Linked DNA regions of Homo sapiens: regions 1 and 3 are each linked to region 2. Evidence: read pairs that join two places in POLR2A ChIA-PET (ENCODE). Cell type or tissue: K562. All regions are shown on one strand. Each heading gives the region's core, and the rest is flanking DNA. Links, peaks and the distances in the headings are about the cores only.

Region 1 (5,954 bases), core at 748-4,747, 130 kb before region 2:
GGGCTTTGGGAGACAGCCCCCACCCACCCTGTCCTGGAGATCCAGGCTGGTGCCAGCTCTCACCAACACCCTGCCAACTCTCCAGACTCCCCTCCACTTGTGGGTCAGAGCCCCTGGCTGAGCACTAATCCCTCTCTAGCTGCCCTGTACCTCACCCTCTAAGCACCCCTAAACCAAATATCTCTCCTCCACCCAGCACCATCTACACCCCATAAAACCAGCAGGCCCACTTCAGGCCTTGGTCCCCTCCCGGCACAGAAAACCAACCACACTGCATCTGCACTCACCTGGGCCCAGCGCATCCATGGGGATCACATCCCGGCTGCCAGTTTTCTCGCCCTCTGCAAGGCAGGAGGAGGAGACGGGCTGCATGTGGCAGCCAGGGGGGATCGGGGCAGAGAAGCCCACACAGGGCTGGCCCAGGTAGCCCTAGAGGCTCTCTGTCACTAAGGTGCCCAACCTCTGCCAGCTGGCAGCCTCACCCCAGCTTGACAACAGCGCGGATGCTGTGGGAAGGGAGTAGCCAAGAGGCAGAGGGCAGGGAAAGTGGCCTATGGAAGCCGTCTCAGTGGGAGGCCTGACTCCTCCTTCACCTTCACCCAAGGGTCAGGCAACTGGGGCAGCTGGGGTCGCCACCCTCTAGGCTCCCTAAGCTCCACCACTCACCAAGGCTCTTGTCCACCAGTGGCAGCGTGCTGTCATCGAAGCCCCCAGGACTCAGTGCTCCCTTAGGCCCCTTGGCAGTAGCAGCAGCTGACTGAGACATAAAACACAGACACAGGGTGGGTGAAGCACATGGAGTGGGAATAAGGCAAAGTGAGCAGGGAATGGAAGGAAGGCCAGGGAAGCCGCACCTGGAAGCGCGCCTTGGTCCAACCATCTTTCTGCAAGGTACCACGCAGCTCCTTGTAGCTCCACACTGTCTGCAGCACGTGTGACGCCGCCTTCGCTTCGCGTACCGATTGGCTGTGGGGCCGGGGGCGGGGTCAGTGGTGGCCCCTCCCCCACCTCCGCGGCTCCCCAAGCCACCGACCCCGCCCCTCCACACCTGGAGGCCACGAGAGCCACCAACGCTGGCACCCCGCGTGCCTGCAGGAGCGAGCGCGCGTTATCCAGGCTGTCGGACACGATTTCGTGGATGGTGTTGAGCACCGCCACCACGGTGTCTTCCTCCAGGCAGGCCCCCGGTCGCGGCGGAGCCTGTGCATTGCGCACATTCCGCACAAGCTCAGCCATGGCGTAGCTCCCTGAGGGGCAGGACTAGGTGTCAGAACACACCTCTGCCCCACCTCTCCAGGAAGGAGCAGGGATCCCGCGAGGGCGAGGGGCACTGCCAGGAGAGCCCCTGGAGACCGCCTGTGTGCAGGCGGTCACAGGAGCCCCTGTGAGCAGGGCGCTGAGCTTCAGAGACAGGGCCGGGGGGACTGGAGCTACCTCCAGTTGGGACAGCGCCCAAGCGAGAGGGCCGGGGCCTGGACTCCCAAACCACTCATCCTCCAAGCCCCTCCGATGGGACCCCAAAGCTGCAGGCACAGTTCGGTGCCCAGGCGTGGGCTTTGCAGGCGTCCTCACCGATGAGGTCTTTGTTGCGCCGGTCCAGCGAGAGGTTGCGCAGAGCGATGGCGACGGCGCGCACCACCTTGTCGGTCTCAGACTGCAGCAGTTCCACAAGCACCGGCAGCCCGCGCTCTTTGCGCACTGTGGCGCGGATGTACGTGGCCCACTGCGGAGGCGGGGAGAGGGTTGCTCAGACATACATGCCAGGCACTCTCCCACCTCCAGACGCTGACCGCTCTCTCCAGCTGGACCTTCCTGCTCCCGTGCCCGACAAAGCCCTACCCCAAAAGCTCAACGGCACCTCCACCGAGGTTTTCCCACCGTCCAGGGTGCACGCATTGCCCGCAGCCCATACACCTCTTGGATCCTGGGGTGGTGGTGTGGCCCCTCCTTTCCCCGCCAGCCGAGGCAGGAGCTGCACCAGTGAGGTGCCTGGGATTCCCTCTCTCAGGACTTGCCCACCCTGCCCGACCTGGTCCCTCACCATCCAGTTGCCGGCACTGAGGTTCTGCAGAGCGCCGGCGGCAGCCTCCAGGGTGTTGAAGTTCCGGCTCTCCGTGAGGAGGGAGAGGTAGAGACGTACCACCTCGGGCTGGTACAGCAGCTCAAAGCCTAGGTGCAGGGCAACCGCCACCCACGGTCACCCAGAATCTGCTCTCATCCATCATACCCCTCCCGCTTCCCGCTTCAGAGCTCCCAGGGCGTGGGTGAGCTGGGGCCAGGGATGGGTGTGGATGAGTCACGTAATATTTACTATCAACATATAGTCACCCAAGGGGAAAAGCGTTCCCATTTCACAGAGGAACAAACTGAGGCTCAAATCAGTTGGACCTGCCTGGCAGCAGGAGCATCCAGGAGGCCTGGGGTGGGGAGGGAGGTGTCAACCAGGAACGCTCTCCTAGCAACAAGACCCGCATTTCCCGGTAGGTCCCTGAAGCTATGCATCCTGGCCACGCCCCTGGTAATAGGGCCCACCCTCCCTGGCAACAAGACCAGCATTGGCCAGTAACTGAGAGTTGTATAACCAAGGCCACACCCCTAGCAAGAGGACCTGCTTTCACCAGTAACTGAAGCTGTGCAGAGAGCTACGCCCCCTAGCAACAGGGCCCACCCTCCCCCACTGACAATAGAGCCCACCCTCTGTAAGTCAACTGATGCAGTGCAACCAGGGCAGCTGCCCTAGCAACAGGAGGCACTCTTCCTGGCAACCACTCCAAGTTCCCGGGCAACTGAGGCGCCGTCCTGCTGCTCTGCCCAGTGCTCCAGAAATGAGGGGTCAAAACAGCCTTCCAAGCTTGCCTGTCTCCAAACTGGGGCTTCAGCCTGGCTTGGGTACTACCTCGATCTCCCCTGTACCCACCCAGTGACATTTCATCACACCCTCGCCAGTCCTCATGCCCCATGCTCCCTCTACTCCTGCCCTGCTGGGCTTTCTGCTCCAACACACTCCAAGCACACTCCCCGCTGGGGTATCTGCATCAGCCCTGCTCTGCCTGTAATACTCCCCCACAGCCCTCCTGCGGCTGGAGCCCTCCACCCTGGTGACATGCAGGCTCTTCCAACTGGCTAGGCCCCACCAGGACAGACCTCTCTCTCAAGCCAGATCCCAGCATACAGCCCAATAGGCACTGCCCTGTCCCTGCAGGTGTTCGTCTGGCCCAGCCTCTGAACCTGGATGTGAGCATGCCCGCCTGGCTCCCAGCCCCCTCAGATAACTCAGCTTTGTGGCTAACACAGGAGGCCCTGCCTCCACTGGAGGCGTCCCTCCAAACCTTCCCACCTCTTACGCACCGTGAGGCCGAGCAAGCCCTCGGCCTCTCTGTGCCTGTCTCCCCCAACCTTGCCTGACATGACCCATGGCACTTCCTCCCATTCTAAACCCTCAGCAGGTGTCCTGGTGCTGAATCACCCTCCAGGAAATCCTGCACCTAGGGGCCTGTTTCCCCATCTGTTCCCTGAGGCCCTCCAGGCCTGCTTGATGGCTCAAAGCTTCACTACCAGGGCAATCCTGAGCCCAGACATCCCCCAGTGGAGCTGGCTTCATCTCAGCCCACTCACCTTTGGCGGCCTCAGTTCGCTTGGGCAGGTCTAGCGTGTCAAAGTTCCGGTCCATCTCACCATCCTTCTTTCCTGGAAGGGAAAGGTGGTGGGAGGTGAGGCAGACCCCATATGGGGAATGGGTGTATCAGGAGAGTTGGGCACAGTTCTCTCCTACCCAGGCCCCAAAAGGCACCCCCATGTCCAGGCCTGGGCACCTGTGGGAGTGGAGCACCGTTGTCAGAGTTTGGGCAGACAGTTTAGCCTAGGGGTAGGAGTTGGTGGCAGTGGGGCCTGGGGATGTCCCAGCCCTGCCCCTAGGACTCATCTCCCACCAGGTGCTGGGAGCTGTACCACAGACCCTCCCGGTGGCTCCCTTGCAACTGCCAGGTATGTAGACTGAGGGAAGCCAGGAGCCCTGGCTGGATGGTAGGTGGATACAAGCCAAGAAACTGAAGGCTGACCAGGACAAGACTCACTTGGGTCACACAGTAAGGCAGAACTAGGGGGAAACTCCCCCAGCTGGGGTCAGGACATTGTCCCAGGATCTACTAGCCAGGAGAAACCCCACAGCAGCCCACCTAACATTTGTGTAGCCCTGGCTTGCACACGTCTGTGACAGTGAGCCCACTGTCAACCACTCTCCCCATGTCAGATGATGCTTCTACCCCTTCAGAAGGCAGCAGAGTGGAGCCAGATGACCTGGGGTCCCTGCCCTGCTCACCCTCATGGGACCCTTGTATCCCTCCGAGCCACATGATGCCCCATTCTATCAGAGAAACAGACTGCTCCTTGGTGCCCCTAGAGATAAGTACCCCCGGGCCCTGCCCACTCTTGGCTCTGCCCAACTCTGCCCAGGTAGGCAAGTCTGAGGTTACAGAATGAGCCCCGTGGCCTTCCCACCTGCCACTGTCATAAAGATGGCAGCCCGAGTGATGAAGCCAGGGGTGGGGCAGGGCCCTGGGGCTGGAACGTGCTCGCCTCTTCCCAGGTACCCACTGCACACGCCAGGCCTGGAGAGCAGGATAAAAAGGGACTCACCTTGGTGGAACCACTCCTCTGGGAGGCCGGAGGAAGCAGAGGAGAGAGGAGAGGAGCCTGAACAGGCAGCACTCATCACCCCCCCATGCCCTCCCGGAAGCCTCAGGTTCCCACTGCACACCCTGGATCAAGCAGGCAGCATGTGGAACCTCATCCCATCACTTCTGGGCACTGAGCACCCACCAGGGGTACAAGAAGAGGGAGGCCTGGGGTCAGTGGGGCAGGGGCAGGTGGCGTACAGGTCCCCCACAGCTGCTGGGGAGGTCCTGGGAACCTACACCCTGCTAGTGCAGTAGAGAAGGTGTGCAGGGCATCTTGCCCAGGCAGATGGGGGGCTGCCCCACAGGTTGGTGGCAGTCTACAGCTATTCTGTGAACAGTGAGCAGGCAGCAGCCATGGCTCCTTCCCAACTCATGGGCAAGTGGAACTCTCCCCGGAGTAGAAAGACTGGGTCTGGGCATTGGTTGGTTTCCCTTGTGTACTCCCTGGGGGTCCCACAGTGTAGATGGGGAAGGTTGGACCTGGGTCCCATCAACCATGTGACCCAGGGCAGTCCAGCCTCCTTGACTCCTGGCTTCCCTGCCTGCCTGTTGGGGGCTGACCAGGTGTCCTCTAGCCTCCATGATGGGCTGCTGTGGGTGTACAGAGAGCCTTCCGCTGGGGCAGGAGTTGAGATGGTAGAGATGATACCCCAGTCCGCCCCACCCACCTTTGGCCTTCTTGCCTCCAAAGCAGCTGGCATCATCCCGCCTCCGGCGCTGGGAGCCTACAGCACTGCCCAGGGGCCCGGGCTCGGCCTCCTGGTACCTGTCGGCCCCGGGCACCTCCTTGTGCACGTGGTAGGACAGGTTCCGCATGATGCACACGCAGTTCTCCACCGACTGCAGGGAGAGGTGAGTGGGTGGGGCAGGGCACCCTAGGCACAGGGCTGGCCCTCAGGAAAGACTGGCCACAGCTGGTGTGCATGAGGGCACCGGGAGCAAAGGAACAGGGAGTCCTCAGTGGAGGGGAGCAAAAGGGCGGTAACCGCCAGGAAGGGTCCATGGGAGGAAGCCTCTGCCCTCACGGCACACCTTCTGCCTGCAGGACGGTGCCCACTTCAGTGTGGTCACTGCGAGGCGGGCCACACCCAGAACGCCACCCCAGACCCACAAGCCCATTCCCCTGTGCTGCTCCCACAGTTCCAGCCTCCTGGGACCTGCATGATCGTCTCTCCAGCCCTTGGTATGAGGCTGTGACCGTCCCTGCCCACCTTGTTGTCAGTGTCCTTCCGGCCCACAGCCGACTGCAGGGCATGCAGGAGCGCGTCCACCAGCCCT
Region 2 (5,954 bases), core at 1,219-5,218:
ATAGAGACACCTGTCTCACTGGATTAGGCCCTACCCTAATGACCTCATTGTAATGTGATGACCTCTGTAAAGACCTTGTCTCCAAATACTGTTGCATTCTGAGGGACTTCAACATGTAAATTTGGGGGTGACAGTTTACCTCATAATAGTGACTTTCCTAGATTGATTCTGTGAAGTGTGTATTCTTTATGATTTGTGGCCACTGAATACACGGGCCCTTTAGCTGAGTGGTCTCCTGATGCTTGGACAGGGATTTTCGTAAATTCCCTGAGCCAGTAAGTCTCCCGGCCTGTGATGAGAGCTGTGGGTCTGTGGGGCTCACCTGGTGTGCTCCGGTGGCTGCCAACTGTCTTAGCCTTTGTGTGCCACCTGCACAGAGTCTCCAGGTCAGTCAGCTGGGAGGTTTTCCTGGGCCTGTGCGCAGTCATCTCCAGACATACGCTAGAGCCTTTCAGAGCCCCATGGACATCTCCAGCTTTTCCTTCTTGGGTTCTTGGCCAGCCTCTTGTTTGCCCAACTAGTGCCCCAGCCTCTGGCAGCTGCAGGGTGAAACAGTTGCCACTGGTTCCTTTTGACAAAAGCCCTCAGGAACTGGGCTGTTTTCACTGAGTGAGATCAAATAAAGACAAATCCTGCCATGAGGCTTTTCCAGAGGGTGGCCAGGTAAACCCAACAGTGACAGTTCTCTGGGCCTGGGGCCTTGAGGACCCGTTCTCCATTGAGTGGCTACCACTGAGCTGGGGAGAAGGGCTGGGAATGGGGCGAGTTAAGATGCCAGCAACTCCTTGTTCTTAGCAAGACTCGTTGTCTTTCTTGAATCAACACTCCTCAGATTGTTGAAAGCCTTTCTTTAGTTTCCAGGGTTCTGAAAGAATTAATTCTGACCATTTTTGCTAGTGTTCTTGTTGCTTTAATGGAGGAGAGCAGATTTTGGAGGTCCTTATTCGGCCATTCCAGAACTACTTTAGGATGGGTTTTGTAAAGTTTTCTCATCTTTGTGGACTGGTGCTGTTATAAAATATGGTTAAGTGTCTATGGTAGTACTAACTTGCTCTTAAGTTTCTTGAACTCCTGGCTTCAAGCAGTCCTCCTGCCTCAGCCTCCCAGGATGATGGGATTACAGGCGTGAGCCACCACACCTAGTCTCTTGCTCTCAAGTTTCTACATGTTTTCTGTGCTTTATGTAACTGCTTCATCGTGGACAGGCTACAGACAGATTGCAGACCACATGTGGATCAAGCACAGTCTCCAAGTACTAGCTGTTCCAGGAAGAGTCACATTTGTCCCTTTTTTTTTGAGATGGAGTCTCGCTCTGTTGCCAGGCTGGAGTGCAGTGGTTCGATCTCTGCTTACTGCAACCTCCGCCTCCTGGGTTCAAGCGATTCTTCTGCCTCAGCCTCCTGAGTAGTTGGGACTACAGGTGCACGCCACCACGCCCGGCTAATTTTTGTATTTTTAGTAGAGATGGGGTTTCACCGTGTTGGCCAGGATGGTCTCTATCTCTTGACCTCGTGATCCGTCCGTCTTGGCCTCCCAAAGTGCTGGGATTATAGGCGTGAGCCACTGCACCTGGCCACATTTGATTTTATTTCTGAGTGACCCAACCGTGGGAAATATGGCTCCCAGGGAGGCTTCCAAGGCCCTCTGGGGAAGTGCTTGCGTAGACCCTGGCCCACCAAAACTCTTAGTATGGGTTGCTGCAGACGATGGTGCCTGAGTTGTGTAGGTCTCACGCTGCCTTCCTGTCTGAGTAAAAGCCCTGCCTGTTCTTTGCTATGGGGTGGTGGAAATGTCCATGAACCACTGTGGTTTCTGGTGCCAGGAGAGGGCCCAGCGGGGAGTCAGGTTCTCAGCCTCCACTCTGGGGTTCTTCTGTGAAGTGGAGAGGCTTTGCAGAAACCACATTGCAAAGTAGTCTGAGAAAGAAGAGGTTTCCCCAGGTGGAGAAGGACATGGGGGTGGGGCATGTGGTGGCTTCCGCTGTAGACTCCCCTGCCTGGGGCTTTTTCCACACCCCTACTCCGATCCTCCCACACTGCAGCCTGTCTGGAGCTAGCGTCATATCTCCCCAGGTAAGGAGCTCAGTTTCGTGGGACTGCCCCCACTTCCTGTGCCAGCCGCAAATGGGGGCCCCTGCCACCCGGCACAGGACCCCTCCTCGTGCTTGGAAATTTGCTAGGACTCAGGAACTCAGGAAAAATTTTACTTATGAAACTTATTTTTCATGAAGGGCTGAAAGTTCCTCCCCTCTACTGACACATTTGATTTCTCCGGGGAGCCCACCCTGGCCACCTCCTCAGCATAAGCTCTGTGGTGGGGTCGTTTTGAATCACAAAAGACAAACCTAGCACTCAGGAAATCCTCAGGGTTTTAAGAACTCTGTTCTGGGAACCTGAGAGAAGACCGTGTGTTTTTATGATGCCATGCCTTGGTTTAGGGTGCCTTTTGTATGTGCCCCTCCTGAGAAGCTCTTTGACCCTCTTATTTGTATATATGTCATCTGTGGGCTGGGCGCGGTGGCTCACGCCTGTAATCCCAGCACTTTGGGAGGCCGAGGCGGGCAGATTACGAGGTAAGGACATCGAGACCATCCTGGCTAACACGGTGAAACCCCGTCTCTACTAAAAACATACAAAAAATTAGCCGGGCATGGTGGTGGGCGCCTGCAGTCCCAGCTACTCGGGAGGCTGAGGCAGGAGAATGGCGTGAACCCAGGAGGCGGAGCTTGCAGCGAGCTGAGATTGCGCCACTGCACTCCAGCCTGGGCGACGGAGCGAGAATATGTCTCAAAAAAAAAAAAATGTATATATGTCATCTGTGATGTCCCCATTTAAAAATCTGTCAGAGGGGAAAGTAGCTTTTCCCTCCGTTGTAGGGTGGTGGGGGTGTTTAGACAGGGGTGGCCATCTCCTGTTCCTGGGAAGTTTCTATTTGCTGGTCCTCCCTAGCGAGGCTCTCAGGTTGTGTCCCCGCCCCCTGCTCCTCCCAGCTGCCTGTGCAGAGGTGCCAACACCTGTCCTTGGACTGTCCCCTGGACAGCCTGGGGCGTGGGGTAGTATCCCCTCCTTGTGTGGACTCCGGAGGTGGGGTTGACATGTCAGGAGGGGCGGGTTGATGCCTGTGAGGTGTGGTGGCCACGCGTGTATGCTACTTGATTAAAAAGGGAAAAAAGGAACAACTGGCATCATTTCCTTTTCACAAAGCTTGTGGTGATCTCTTGGTATTTTGTTGCTAGCTGTGGGTTGGTGGTTCATGGCTATTAAATTTAGGTATTAGTGACCAAGTGTTTTCTTTTTTTTTTTTCATCTTATTTTAAAATTTACATAGAGTTAAATTCACTTTTTGGTACAGTACTGTGAGTTTTGACAAATACACAGTCATGTAACCAACACTGCAATCAAGATGCAGAACATTTCTGTACATTCCAACATTCTTCTTTGTTGGTCAAACTCTCCCACCTGTATCCTCTGGTGGGCACTGAACTGCCCCTGTAGTTTTGCCAGATCCTGAATGTCCTCTTAGTGGAGTCACCTGGTACGTAGCCTTTGAACCTGGCCTCTGGCTTGGTGTGGTGTGACGCATCCGTCGTGTGGTCATTTGTACTCCTGAGTGCTGGCCACCAGGTGGCTGTGCCCCTCAGTGCGTCTCTCCATTCTTCCTTGAGGGACACTGACAGGTTTCTGGGTTTTGGTGATGGGCAGTAAGGCTGCTGTAAGGTCGTCCAGGTCTGTGTGTGATGGGCGGATTCGTTTCCTTCAGGTAAACCCTTGGGATGGGGTTGCTGGGCTGTGTGGCAGGTGCACGCTTATGTTAGCATTGCCCTCACACCTTTCTCAGTCACTAGGTGACCGTGGAAGTGTGTCTGTTTTGGGGCTGTCTACTGTCTTTCGAGCTGTGTGTCCTTTTCCTGATGCCACACTTTCCTGATGACTTGAAGTCTTGATACTGGGAGTCCTCCAACTTCGTTATTCTTTCTCAAAAAATTGTTTTGGCTATTCTAGCTCCTTTGCTGTTCCATGTAGACTTTAGAAACAATATGTCAGTTTCTATAAAAAATTCTGGGCTGGGTGCAGTGGCTCACGCCTGTAATCCCAGCACTTTGGGAGGCCGAGGTGGGTGGATTACCTGAGGTTAGGAGTTCGAGACCTGCCTGGCCAACATGGTGAAACCCCATCTCTACTTAAATACAAAAATTAGGTGGGCGTGGTGGCGGGCACATGTAATCCCAGCTACTCAGGAGGCTGAGGCAGGAGAATCGCTTGAACCCAGGAGGCGGAAGGTGAGGTGGCAGTGAGCCGAGATTGTGCCATTGCACTCCAGCCTGGGCAACAAGAGCGAAACCCCATCTTAAAAAAAAAAAAAAAATCTGCCTGCATTTTGATTGGAATTGATCCTGTAGATCAATCTGGGGAGAATGGACATCCTAACAATATTGGATTTTCCAAATCATAAACATAGTTCATCTGTTCATTTATTTAGGTCTTCTTTGATATCTTTCATGGGTGGTCGGCAGTTTTCATCACACAGGCCCTGTGTATATTCTACTAGATTTATAGTTAAATATTTTATGTATGGCACTGTGATGAATAGTACCTTAGTTCCAATTGATTGTTTATTGCTAGCTTACAGAGCTAGAATTTGTTTTATTTGCACTGATTTATTCTAGTAGTTTTTCTGTAGATTCCTTATCCAGTTTTCTTCTCTAATTTGTTAATGTAGTTAATTACGTTGTTTTTTTAAAAATGTGTTCCTGGGATAAGTCCTACTTGGGCATGGTATATGTTCCTTTTCATGTGTTAATGGCTTTAATTTGCTAGTTCCCTGCTGCATCTGTGTTCTTGGTGTTAAGGTCATGGTACGGGTAGTGTCATCAAGCGAAGTGGGAAGTAGCCCTCCTCCTGAGTTTTTCAGAAGGGCAGGACAGATATAGGATTGGTATCATTTCTTCCTTAAAATTTGGGCCTGGAGTTTTCCTAATGGGAAAGTTTTAAACTACTACTGTATGAACTACTAACTATAACTATGACTACTCTGAACTACTGTTGAGTTTCTTGAACAGGTGTAGGGCTGTTGAGGCTACTGAGATAGTTTGTGTCTTGCCAGGCATTGGTCCATCTCATATAGATAGTGGAATGTAGAGGTGTCGGGCGTCTGTGGTGCTCCCACACGGTCCTTTGGCATCTGCCAGGCACTGATTGCTTAGGTTTCTCCTGTGCTGTTTGTCAGAAGCAACAGGGATTTGTCTGCAGGTCACTTCTGCCATCTGTCTGCTCTCATGAGCTGGAGCCTCCACCTGTCCCTGGCGGGTTAACCCTCAGTAGCACATGTGGCCTCAGGCAGCTTGGTGCAGGGCATCCTGGTGTCGGTCTTTTTTTTTTTTTTTTTTGAGACGGAGTCTCGCTCTGTCGCCCAGGCCGGACTGCGGACTGCAGTGGCGCAATCTTGGCTCACTGCAAGCTCTGCTTCCCGGGTTCACGCCATTCTCCTGCCTCAGCCTCCCGAGTAGCTGGGACTACAGGCGCCTGCCACCGCGCCCGGCTAATTTTTTTTTGTATTTTTAGTAGAGACGGGGTTTCACCTTGTTAGCCAGGATGGTCTCGATCTCCTGACCTCGTGATCCACCCGCCTCGGCCTCCCAAAGTGCTGGGATTACAGGCGTGAGCCACCGCGCCCGGCTGGCGTCGGTCTTTTGCCAGAAACTTCTGAGCGTGCTCTCTAGCTGTGTGTGTGTCAGCCACTGCCTCAGCTTCTCCAGGGCCAGTCCCGAAGCCGTGGGGTATGTGGGTTCTTGTGGGCCGACAGCACTGGACGTTGCTAATTGGTTGGCTGGTTGACAAACCCTTGAGGTTCCAGGGCCTGATGTCTTGGTGAGTGACCTTCCCTGGAAAAAGACCCATGTTGATTTGTGCACTTGAGAGGAGCAGTGTCTTCTGGGGACCTATTTGAAGACAGTA
Region 3 (5,859 bases), core at 1,842-5,841, 91 kb before region 2:
GAGGTGTTTAGGTCACAAGGGCTCTGCTACATGAATGGATTAATTCCGTTACAGTGGGAGTGGATTTGTTATCTCGGGAGCAGGTTACTGATAAAAGGATGGGTTCCGCCTCCTTCAGCGCTCTCTCACGTGTGCTCCTGCCCTTCTGCCACCTCCTGGGGGATGTAGCGACAAAGAAGGCCCTCGCCAGATGTGGCCCCTCAATCCTGGACTTCCCCATCTCCAAAATTGTTAGAAATAAGTCTTTGTTTTTCAGGAATTAGCCAGTCTCAGGTATTCTGATACAGCAGCCCAAAATGGACTAAGACAGACAGATTAAATGCTGTGTACAAAACTAAAGTAAAAATACCTTCTAGAAGAAAAGACAGGTGCATCTTTATCTGGCTGCATGCTAGGGAGAGTTGACTACACAGAGAGACGGAATATCTAAAAATGGGGAAAAATCCAACACACTTCACCACAAAATATGAAACATTTTTGACATCAAAATGATCATAAACAAAAACTAAAAGGGTGAGAAAAATGTGCAGTAGGCAGAAAGAGGAGTGAAGAATTAATATCTTTAATATACAAAGACTCATACAATGGCTGAGAAACACATCAAAACCCAAGAGAAGGCCTGTCATAGGGGCCAGGCGGCCGCAGGAGACGAAGCCGCAACCCCCTGCAGGCACACGGCGGCTGATGGAGGAGGCCAGGCTGGTGCTGGTCTCTGAGAGGACACCACTGCTGGCCAGCTATGGGAAACGGCAGGGCATCTGTGTCCCCGCCAGCCCTTCTCACTCAGGCCTGGTCTCAGCACGCACCACCCCATCACACCCTCCCAGCTCCCCCTCCTAAGGGAGCCATGCTACTCATCACCATCTTGTAACCCCACAGTTGGCCACTGGTTCCTCTGTGTGTTGTGGATCTCCTCAACCAGGCTGGGAGCTCCTCAGGGGCAGGGCTGGGCCTGATGTGCCTGTGATGCCCAGGACCCAGCATGAGGCTGGGTGAGTGGGTGCTGAGTGTGGTGACACATGGGTGTTTACATCAGCCCCTGTCCCAGCTGAGCCCTGAGGCTCCCTCCCCAGCTGCCTCCCGCTGTGGACAGGACCACACCCCAGGGCCCAGCAGAGCAGGCAGCCGCAAGCCAGAGCCCAGGTTGCCCAAGCCAGAGCAGAGATGGCACAAATGCCATCACCCATCGCACCAGTGCCCAGGGCAGACATGAAAAACCAATCACCACAGCAGACAGGAATAAGCAATCACCACATTCCAGATGGGCAGGATAGGAGATGGGGAAAGGCAGAGAAAGAGGCACAGAGAGGGCCACAGAGAAACATAGAGAAGACCAAGAACTGGAGGGGGGAGGGAAAAGAAGGGACAAGAAAGGAGCAAGCAACAGGAGGGAGAGTGAGCAAGTGTGCCTGGGCAGCCTCGGACCTGCCCAGCCAACCACCCTCCTGCGGACCCTGTTACCAGGGCTGTCGTTTGGTGTCTGGCTGACCTGGCCTCCCTGAAGTGTGGTGACCTACGAGGAGTTAAGGGCAGTGGGACAGCCCCTCCTGCCACCCTGAGATGCCCTGTCACCTGTGCCACAAGCAAGCCAAGTACCCTGCCTGAGCTTCTTTGTCCCAACCCAGAAGACCCTGCATGGCCAAATGGCCTGAGCAGTGACATTCTCGGCCAGACGCTGGTCCTCCCACACAGCCAGGCGGCAGCAGACCCAGCTCCCACTAGGCTGGCCCGGCCGGCAGCTTTCCATGCCCAAGGACTTGGGAACAGGCAAGGAGTCAGTCATCCTGTCCCTCCCATCTGCCCTAGATCCCTCAGCCTAGGTCACTCAGGCATCCGGAGGCCATGGCCTTCTCCCTACCACTTAGGCACAGCACTGGCTGGGCCATGCCTCCACAATGGGCACTAATTGTCACTGAGAAACCACAGGGCTGTCAGCCATGCCTCCCACAGAGACTGCTTTTTGGGGGGACAGGCAGATGGCCAGGGTGGGGACTGGAGGAACAAGAATGGCCAGGAGCCATTCTCTTAAGCCATCACCCACTCTGCTGAACAGCACCCATCGTGGCAAAACTCTGGCAGCGTGGATGTGAGCAGGGTATGCCTTACCATCCTTCAGAGGGTCCTGGGGGACATGGACCACTCAGCCTCCAACCCTGCCATGCTTCCCAGGCGCTATGCCTCAGTCCCACTGGAGCTAGCAGCCATGATAAGCAGAGGAACCCCAAACACAGATAACACCTGAGGCCACGGGCCAGTACACATGGCCTACGGCTGTGATCAGAGTACATTCAGACTATTCAGTTATGGGCTGTCTGCAGCCATTTTCATCCTACAATGGCAGAGAACTGCAGCTGTGACAGAGACCATAAGGCCTGCAAAATTGAATTACTTACTATCAGACCTTTTCAAACAAAGTTTTGTGTGCCTGGCCTCCAGGACTATCCTCTGTCCCTGTGGCTCCAGTCTCTGGGGGGCAAGCGAATGGCCTGGCCCAGCAGGCTGTGCCAATACTGGATGCCACTGCGGCTGGCATCCTAGCTCAGGCAGGTGAAGAGCAGACCCAGTGAATGTCCAAACCAACACTGACCAGCAACCTCGTCAGCCAGCCCCAAACAGGCTTGTCCCTAAAGCCAGACATCAAACCAGTGGCTGCTGCCCATATTCAGGCCAGTAACAAACCCAAGCTGGTGGCAGGAGGCCCTCACATCCACCCTGTCCAGCCCAGGGGCTGTGCCTACCCAGGGTGAGAAGGACCAGGAGCACACAGTGTCCAGGGCCAGTCCATCCCTGTCACCCCCACCCGCCAGGCCCACCAGAACACTCTGCTGTCCTATGTGGGAGAGGATGTCCCCAAGCTAAACCCAGGCCACTCACCTGTCTTGAGGGAAGATCAGCATGTCCCGACACCCACCCTGCAGGCTCTGGCTCCTGCAGGGAAACCAGAGGGCATGAGTGAGGTCAATCCAGCTGGGTAGGTCCCTGCCGGATAAAGGTACACAAGCCCAGACCGTCCTCTAAGCAGGACCTTGTCATGCCTGATCTGAAGGTCATCCCGTGGTGCTCCTGACTCATAACCACACACTCATGTGTACCTTCTTGCCCCCACATGTCCAGGACTGTAGGTGACACTGGGCTGCCACGGTTCCTTGTCAGCATGTCTAATGCTGTTGACCATCCTTCAGAAACGTGATCCTTCAGAGATGTGGACTGATAATGACGTCTTCCCCATCACACACAGCACAGCAGTATTCCCACCCCAGGGTAGCCAGGCTCAGGGTCCTGTTGCCCCACGCAGGTGCTCACAGCCCCATAAGACATCTGCTCCACCTCCCTAGAGTCCGCTCCCGCCTTGTGGGCGAGGCCACGTGCCTCTCCTGAGGTTCCCTGAGGCCAACATAGATCCTGGGCCCTCCCAGGCAGGCAGCTGCCCCCAACAGTCTCCAGTACAGGGAGGGCGGGGAAGCAGGCAGGTTCCTGGCCCTGGAGCTGTGGCCAGGTGTGAATAACCATTTGTCTGGGATGGGGGACCTGGCACTCAAGCCTGGGGAGCTGAGGCTTATGGGCTGGAGCAGGAGACAAGGGGGTGCCTGTACTCACACAGCTTTCAGCCTTCCTCAGGGGAGGACCCTGCGGCTTCCTGTCTCAGCTAATGGCCCCGGGGACACATTCCCTCTCCTTATATCTAGGCCCGGGGATATTGCCAGAGTGTTCATGTCATAAAAATGAAAAACAGGACACTGCAGACAGACAGGGAAGGGCTGGGCCTCGGATGGGAGGCTGTCTCTGGGGGACATCGGTAATGAGAGCTCTCTCCCCCGCCTCTACGGTGTTTTCTAGATTGTTCTGAGGCCCCGCCCAATAGTCCTTTGTGGTCATGGTCCATTCTGGTGCCCCAACGGTGTGTTTCCCCGTCTCACGACAGCCTCTTCATCATGGGAAGGGGTCCAAGTGAGGGTGGGCGACTGGCTACGCCTCAGGGTGGGATCATGGGGGGTGGGATGCAGGGCCTGAGGCAGGGAAGAACTGGGGACCAAGCCAGGCACATGTGCATATGCATGTGCGTGCATGTGAATATGAGTGTGTGTGTGCACCTGAGATGGGCAGGCCCGGTTGGGAGCCCATCCACCAGCACTGCGCCCCGAGGAAGAGGAGATGCTGCTCCTACTCCAAGGTCTGAGGCTTAGGAACCAGCTTTTGCTCTGAGTGTGACATTTCTAGGAAACCTCTGGTTTTAGCTTAAGTGTTCACATAGGTTTTGTACCACAGAGAACCATGTGACTTTTTTTTTTTATCCCTGATAAGCACCAGCCTCTCCCCCGGAGTCACCATGTGCCACAGAACCGAGACACACTGGCTGTGAGCCGTCATCTCACTGACTCTACCAGGTGTCTCAGGTTGGCTATATACCCCATTTTACACATGGAGAAACTGGGTCCCAGCCAGACAAGGGCTGGGCCAGGATTTAACTCAGGTCTTCCTGCCTCCAGGCCTCCCAAAGTCCCCCCCCCCCACCCAGTTGGGGAAGTGTGACCAAAGGAGAACATGGGTCCTTCCTCATGGGCCTCCTACCTCATGGGGTCCAGCCAGGCCAAGAACCTGCAACCATATGGTAGAGCCAATAGCAGACCCTGGGAAGGGGTCCAAGTGAGGCATTGGAGAGGGCTTCCCCCAGGAGATGGGTGGGAGCAGAGGATAGCAGCACCACAGGAGGCTGAGTGGTAGGAGCAGCCAGAGCTGTGGGTATCCTTCCTAAGGGTGCACTAGGCACATCAGCATCGTACAGGCAGGGGCAGAGCAGAGCATCTGTGGACAACCTAAGGGAGCTCTGGGCAGTGGACGGACAGAGGGACGACAGACAGGACAGTGATGTGAAGGCAGAACTAGTGATAGGATCATATGGGAAGGTGGGGAGGTGCTCACCTTGGGGAGCCCCCCTGAGTGCTCTGCAAGCTCTGGGGTCACCTGCCTGGCCAAGGACCCAGTACCAGCCGCCTCAAAGCGGGGGAATGACCACGCCCTTTATTGGGCCCTTTTCCCAGTGAGGATGGCCTGGGCCTACCCATGCCATGGGACCCCCACACTGGGTCTCCCCACCAAACTGTCCAGACCCGATGGCTGGCCATGGGGCTCTGTCAGCCCCTGGCTACACCCCACTGATGCCCTAGTAAGCCCTGTGGTTCTGGCACGGTATCCATGGTCCAACCAGAGGGCTGAGAGGTCTCACACTGGGGCATAAGCCTGGCCCAGGCCACACAGCCAGATTGGCAAGCTACAGTCCTTTGGATAGCTGACGGCACAGGGCAGCTCCCATGGGTACACACTGGGCCCAGAACTGGGATGGAGGATGCAGCCTGGGCTGGGTAGGCAATGAGGGGCCCAGGTGAGCTCGCTCTGCACTCCCTGCAGTGTGGCCTCAGCAGGCCACCCCCTCCCCAAGTCTCCTCGCTTCCTGCTCTATGAGCGCGAGGTGACACTGACTGTAGGTAGCTGAGAACATGCCCTGGCAACAGCCAATGCAGGCAGGTGAATGGAGTGCCCCGTGGCCAGTGGACAGGGAAGGTCCATGCTGCTCAATGACAATGCTGTCCACTACAGCAAAACCGAGTGTTCTCCTAGGCCTGCTGCCACCCTGGGCACATAGTGAGAACACGCCCACTTCTGCTGTGGACATTGAGGCACAGACCACACCTGGGAAGGCTTGGGAGGCCCCTGGGCACACACTTGAAGGACACTGCACTTTTGGGGCTACGCAGGCACAGGGCTAGTCCTTCACTGTCCCTGCTGAGCCTGTGTGTGGTCACCCACCAGCTGGCCTTCAGGCTTCCTTCTGCCTGCACCAAGCATGTTGGGGGTACCGAG

What was found. ChIA-PET counts read pairs that join two places held together with the same protein. Peaks named below come from ENCODE experiments on the same cell type or tissue, not always from the same donor. Only the 100,000 strongest peaks of a DNase experiment are listed, where the experiment ranks them.
Region 1: POLR2A ChIA-PET joins it to region 2 with 6 read pairs; 8 of 35 experiments call an interaction of 5 or more read pairs at or near these places.
Region 3: POLR2A ChIA-PET joins it to region 2 with 5 read pairs; 13 of 35 experiments call an interaction of 5 or more read pairs at or near these places.

The regions. Positions count from the first base shown.
Region 1 is chr22:19,972,071-19,978,024 of GRCh38, forward strand. It overlaps ARVCF (ARVCF delta catenin family member), which reads right to left. Exons shown (of 20, transcript NM_001670.3): 8 at 5,888-5,954; 9 at 5,345-5,516; 10 at 4,636-4,653; 11 at 3,616-3,687; 12 at 2,042-2,169; 13 at 1,573-1,723; 14 at 1,049-1,247; 15 at 855-966; 16 at 667-757; 17 at 288-341. Among named protein-coding and RNA genes, the nearest start is that of MIR4761, 11 kb to the left of the region's middle. In K562, for the core only: no CTCF peak of the experiment used is centred there; DNase peaks (open chromatin) are centred at 991, 2,551, 3,051, 3,471 and 4 weaker places.
Region 2 is chr22:20,098,790-20,104,743 of GRCh38, forward strand. All of the region lies in intron 9 of DGCR8 (DGCR8 microprocessor complex subunit), which reads left to right. Among named protein-coding and RNA genes, the nearest start is that of MIR6816, 13 kb to the right of the region's middle. In K562, for the core only: a CTCF peak has its summit at 3,609 (motif pointing right); a DNase peak (open chromatin) is centred at 3,613.
Region 3 is chr22:20,007,581-20,013,439 of GRCh38, forward strand. It overlaps ARVCF (ARVCF delta catenin family member), which reads right to left. Exons shown (of 20, transcript NM_001670.3): 2 at 2,875-2,928. Among named protein-coding and RNA genes, the nearest start is that of ARVCF, 6.3 kb to the right of the region's middle. RefSeq lists an enhancer at 3,098-3,922. In K562, for the core only: no CTCF peak of the experiment used is centred there; DNase peaks (open chromatin) are centred at 2,231, 3,051, 3,807, 4,321 and 2 weaker places.